2 separate regions of the Homo sapiens genome follow, and region 1 is linked to region 2. A link is a contact called in ENCODE Hi-C or POLR2A ChIA-PET data. All regions are on one chromosome and are shown on one strand. The core of a region is the stretch at or near the end of the contact, and the rest is flanking DNA. Distances in the headings are between cores, read along the strand shown.

Region 1 (2,779 bases), core at 268-2,767, 5.2 Mb before region 2:
TGGACAGCCATACAGCGTAACTGTTCCTACCAATCTGTCCACAAGGAGCCATTCTCCACATGTTAAAGCCTCTCCCTAAAATGACTCAATCCTTGGGATCCATTCTTGGTTCTCCAGTCCCTTTGCCACCCTGCCCAGGCACCCTTCTAGCCATCCCCACTTTGTTGATCTGCTTCAATCCCTCAAACACACAGCATACTCTCACACAAGTGCTCCTACCACTGCCATGGAGATGCTTTCAATTCCACACACCTTCCCCTCATCTGACTGACACCTACTCAGTCTTCAGGTCCTACTTTACTTGGTAGCTGCTTCCGGAAGCCTTCCCTGCACCATCTAGTCCAGTTGAGGCGCCCACCCGAGAGTCCTATGTTCCTCCCACTTCCTTCTCACAGCACTGATCACTTTGTATGCTAATTGTCTTTATCATCTTCTTTCCCATTAGAGCTCTTCTGGGGTAAGGGACACCTCTGCCTTGTTCATTATAGCCCCTCAAGAATGCTCATTAAGTATCAATGAATGGATGAACAGAAGGACTAAGGATCTTTAGGAATCACTAATGTAACAATTCTTTAAAATGTGGGTTGGCAAGTCACAAGTGATAGCGTTTCAGGAGAGGGGCAAAGCAGAAAGGGCCGAGGGGTTGGGGAAGTCCTCCTGAAAGGAACTGGCCTGTCCAGAGTTAATGCTCAGTAATGCAGTGCCAGGCGTTACCACTATCTTTACAGTGCTGATCATCTGGACCCAGACCAAAGACCTGGTGCCAATGACTGTCCTGTAAAGGTAGTGGTAATTAGCAAAGCCAGGCAGATCAGCTCCCTCCAGAGTTTGGACAGAAGAATCCAAAGAGAAATGGCTAGTTAGCAGGAGTTTCCCTGACCCCTCATATCCACCCCCTTCTACGATTGTTGTGAGCAAGTCTGTTCCTTAAGCCCAAACGATGTCACCGGCAGGGGTGAAGGGCAGGCATGAGAGGGCTGGAAGAAGCACGTGATCTCGCCTGTAAGTGCAGGGAAGGTCACAAGGCTGGACGCCAATGTGCCCGGCCTACAGGAGAGCCAGGCCGCCCTGACTGCCAAGCGAATGGAACTGCACTCGCCCAGCGCTCTGAGTGGAATGCGCGGTCTGCAATCTGAGAATACTCCCCAGAAAAACGGATCCCTACCGCCTCGTGCCTTCCTGAAAGGAAACAGAGACTGCTACCCCCTCACTTACAGAAGGTCTCCTGGCCCACGCGCACTTTAATCATGATCCACTCCATCGTTCCTCCCAGGACAAAAAAGAAGGGCAGGAACCGGTAGATGCCAAATCGCTGCTTCCCGGGCACCCGCTGCAGAATCCGTCTCACCTGGGCCCTGGTGAACATGCTCGACCGAGGTCGTGGAGAGGGATATGACGGAACTAAGCACTGGATCGCCCGGACGCAGCCGAGACCGCCCCGCCCGTTCTCGCCGTGTACCGCGACCTGGGAGACTAGCGAGCGCCGTCCTCCGCCACTGTCTGGTAGGCGCACGAGTGCCGGAACTGGGCGCCGACCTTCTAAAGCGAGGCGGATCCGCCAATCAGACTGCAGCGGGGGCGTGCAGCTCCGCCAATCAGAGCACGGCAGGGCGCGCGTGCTCCCTGAAGCCGAGCAGGGCCTCGAAGGAGCTGGCGCAGGCGCCTCAGCTCTGGAGGTGGGACGGCCCAAAAGGGAAGGACAGCCCACGTGGCGCCGGCCCGGCCCCGCCCCCTGCCTCCCCAGTGCAGGTCTGAGCTCGCAGTTGGCAGCCGCGCCCCCTACTCTGCCACCGCCATTTTTATTCCTAATACCCAGATAGAAGTGATGACCCTCTCTGATGGACTATGTACAGCACCACATTCCAAAATGCAATTATGCAATGCCTTGCGTTTATTTCGGAGACGTGATTGGTGCCTAGACTTCTAAAGTAACAGAATTTGATATGGAGTGTTGAAAGCTGAACTTTATCAATTATCACAGCAAAAATCTAAGTAAGCGCCCCGTGAGAACCCTAAAATTAATAAAAGCTATCTTGTATGGGGCACTTACAGTTCCACAGGCACTTGTAGGCGCTTTATTCACAATAATCGCAGAAGAGCAGTATAAAGAGCATGCACTCTGTTACCAAACCACATCCCTGCTCTACAGGTGCTCCCTTAGCCCATCTGTGCCTCAATTCCCTAAGCCGTAAAACGGAGGCCTTGTTCTGACGCTGTGATAATTTAGTGCGGTAATAGGAATGATGCACTGAACACAACCCTGGAGCATAGTAACTGATTAATATTAGTTAGAATATTCATTATGATGATAATGATTGGCAGAGCCCTCGCTCTTCACATGTATTCCCAAACATGGTTTTTGTTTGTTTCTTGAGACAGGACCTCGCTCTGTCATCCAGGCTGAAGTGCAGTGGCGCAATCTCGGCTCACTGCAACCCCCTCCTCCCCGGCTCAAGCCATCCTCCCACCACTACAGGCGTGCACCACCACGCCCGGCTAATTTTTTAATTTTTTGTAGAGATGGGGGTCCCACTATATTGGCCAGGCTAGTCTCAAACTCCTGGGCTCAAGAGATCCTCCTGCCTTGGCCTCCCAAAGTGCTGTGATTACAGGCGTGAGCCACCGCGCCGAGTCTGAACGTGTATTGTTTATATGTAGTCTCTTAACTGACAGTTTAAGAGACTATGCCAGGTAGAAGCAGGGCTCTGACTTAAGAGACTTCACTTGTAATTGCGTCTTCTCATGCTGCTGTGCTTGCTGAAGATAACTGAAAGGGGCT
Region 2 (2,957 bases), core at 70-2,569:
CAAAAAAAAAAAAAAAGGTAGGAAAAAGAAACAGCAGATGAAGAAGAGAGCAACGTCTGGATAACCGTTAACAAAATTCTAGAATTTTGGATCAATTACCCTCATTTCCTGGCCCCAAGAGGCTAGATGATGGACTCAAACACTGTCTGAACTAAGGCAATGGTGTATGGCGATTAGAGGGGAGACAGCTTCTTGGGAAACTACTTCCAAACCCATTTTCTTTTTCCTATTTGTCTTCCCAAGCGTCTCGCTAAGTGGTGCACCATCTAGATTGGGGCTTACTCTGGCATCTGCTGTGCTAAGCCCACAAGGCCCCCCACCTGCGACGGCCTCCTGGTTGTTCCTTTTCATTTCTGCTCTAGCCCTCAGTGCTACCAATACAGCGGATGTCTCGGAGGGCACCTGTGTTCAATCACCACACCTGAACCTCTCCACAGAAGTTCCTTGCCTTAGTCAACGCCAAACCTGCCCGTCTGTTCTTCCAACACAGTAAGATTTCTCTGAGCTCTACAACACTGTTTATGCCCTCCAGTCGGTTACGAAAAGCAGTAACCCTCCTAAAAATGTCGTGGGATTGTATTGTTTGGTCCAAAGAGACTCCCGAATGGGAGACCATACAGAATCGCAGCAATTGTAAAACAAACCCTCACCGCAGGGGTCGGGCATCTCCCTGGGCCACCGGGGCTCACGTCTTAAACACACGCCCCTGAGCCATCCCCAGTGTCTGTCCCAGGCGGGCGTGGACTTGACAGCGCACCGAGGGCCGGGCGCAGCAAAAGAATCCGCACGGTCAGGGCCGCCCACCGCTCCCGCGCGGGGCGGTCCTGGCATGGAGGAGGGGCGGGGCAGAACTGGGTCCGAGCGTCAGAAGGAGGAAGTGTGCTGCCTCAGTGGGAACAGCGGATGACTCGGGGCAGAAGTCGGGAACCGGGTTCAGATGAAGATGCAGGTGCTAGCACGGGGCTATCGGGGAGGAGAAGAATGGCCTGCGGGCGCCGGGGTGTGGGACAGGCTGAGGAAAACCGGCGAAGGCCCCTCCTGGCCTCACCGGACCCTGCGACCGGGCCTGAGGAGGTGATGGGCGCGCAGGGGGGCGTCACGCGCTTGCAGACGACGGAGATACGCGGCGGATAGGGGGGAAGATGGAAGGCAAGCTCACCTTCTTCACAGCTGGCTGGAAGTGAAAGTCACCGGCCTCCTTCAGGTCCAGCCAGATCATGGGCATGCGGGGCACGGCCTCCATGGCGGCTGGCACCCGCCGGCCACCCGGCCACTCCCGTAGCTGCTGCAGCTGCTGGCTCAGCCACGAGCCCAGCCCCGCCCCTTCGTGCCGGAAGTCACTGGTCACGGGAGGGAATGAAAAATGCCAGCGGCCTGCCGGGAGTTGCAGTGAACCCAGCCACCCGCTCGCGTAGTCTTTTGCGCAGGCGCTGTCCCTGTTGCGCATGCTCAGTCTTCTTCGCGCGGAGGGAGTAGGGCGGGGAGGAGCTCGCCAGCCCGAGGCGAAACGGCTTCTGGGATAGTAGTCTTCATCCACTAAACTGAGAGGCGCGGAGCGAGCTTATTCCCCGCTCCCGGGCCAAGCCCAGCTGCGGGTCCCGCCCGCCGCGCTCCTCCCTCCTAGGAAGAGCATGAGACCTCACCTATGAACTTGCCCTCCCACGTATTGTCAAGAGCCGTGGAGGACTGGTGCTGTGGTAGAGATGACGTGGCGGGCGGGCCGCTGGAAAGAGATGACGCGAAAACGGGCCTTAGAGAGGGTGCGGAGGGAGCACCTGGCCTGAAGGAGTCGGGGCTGAGAGCTGGGGGTTTCAGTCCCAGTGCTGCGAAGGCTTTCGAGCTTTGGAACAGAATCACTGACCGGAGACTGGCCTACTCAGCCCAGCCTGGGAGGCCGGGCAGTGCCCAAGGGAGACGGACGATAGGGAGGGAGCGCCTGGATGGAGGGTCTCAAGCGGAGTGAGGAGGCCCCGGGCCCTGTGGGGAAGTGGGTGGGGGAAGGTATACGGCCAGGTGAGCACCCAGGGACGCCCACAGTATCTGGAAGGAGACCACGGAATGGAGAGCACCTGTTGCCTCTGGAGAGGGGACCTATAGAGCAGGAATTGTTAAATCATATGGCTGTATCACCTACTTTTAGAAATAAATAATAGGCTACTCGGGAGGCTGAGGCTGGAGGTTCAATCGCTTGACCTGGGAGGCGGAGATTGCGGTGAGCCTAGATCTTGCCACTGCTCTCCAGCCTGAGCGACAGAGCGAGACTCCGTCTCAAAATAATAATAGTAACAATAGAAATAACAGAGAATGGCCTGGAGATAGTGAGTGCAAAAGTGCGAGCTGGGAGATCAGTGAGCCTTTTGTAGTCTTCCAGGAGACAGGTGATTGTGGCTTGGAGCAGAGGGAAGTAAAAAGTGAGCAAAGAAATATTTTGCCCACTTTGAGAAATATTTGAGGAATATTTTGGAGACAAAAGTATCAGAACTTGGAATGGATGGATGTAAGGGCATGAGGACGTCGAATATGATTTCCAAGCTTCTGGCTTGTGCAGGTGGGTGGCTGTGGGGCTGTTTACTGATAAGGGAAAACAAGGGAAGAGCAAAGGTTCAGGTCCGTGTTAAGCTCGAGGTCAAGGCCTTTGACTCGTTCTGGATGAAATGTGGAGACCACGATGCCGGGTGCGGTGGTTCACGCTTGTAATCCCATCACTTTGGGAGGCCGAGGCGGGCGGATCGCTTAAGCCCGGGAGTTCAAGACCAGCCTAGCCCACATGGCCAAACCCCGTCCCTACAAAAAATATAAAAATTAGCAGGACATGGTGGCTCATGTACGCCTGTAGTCCCAGCTACTCAGGAGGCTGAGGCGGGAGGAACCTTGAGCCCGGGAGGCAGAGGTTGCAGTGAGCCGTGATTGTGCCATTGTACTCCAGCCTGGGCGACAAAAGTGAAACCATGTGTTAA

Evidence for each region. A loop is a pair of places that touch in the nucleus more often than their neighbours do. ChIA-PET counts read pairs that join two places held with the same protein, here RNA polymerase II (POLR2A). Pooled maps may share reads with other maps.
Region 1: a map of CD4-positive, alpha-beta memory T cell shows a loop between it and region 2 (20-fold over the local background). The contact joins the promoter of UQCC5 here to the promoter of PTPN23 in region 2. A Hi-C loop is called at or near these places in 1 of 168 maps with a recorded cell type or tissue (CD4-positive, alpha-beta memory T cell) and 7 of 50 pooled maps. POLR2A ChIA-PET finds 5 or more read pairs at or near these places in 1 of 52 experiments (activated T-cell).

What each region holds. Positions count from the first base shown.
Region 1 is chr3:52,535,343-52,538,121 of GRCh38, reverse strand. UQCC5 (ubiquinol-cytochrome c reductase complex assembly factor 5) reads right to left here and starts at 1,517. Exons shown (of 2, transcript NM_001124767.2): 1 at 1,216-1,517. The coding sequence starts at 1,366. RefSeq lists an enhancer at 665-1,198 and a silencer at 1,532-1,831.
Region 2 is chr3:47,379,383-47,382,339 of GRCh38, reverse strand. PTPN23 (protein tyrosine phosphatase non-receptor type 23) reads right to left here and starts at 1,319. Exons shown (of 25, transcript NM_015466.4): 1 at 1,160-1,319. The coding sequence starts at 1,243. PTPN23-DT (PTPN23 divergent transcript) reads left to right here and starts at 848. Exons shown (of 1, transcript NR_185912.1): 1 at 848-2,957. RefSeq lists enhancers at 580-1,255, 1,297-1,516, 1,687-1,746, 1,256-1,933.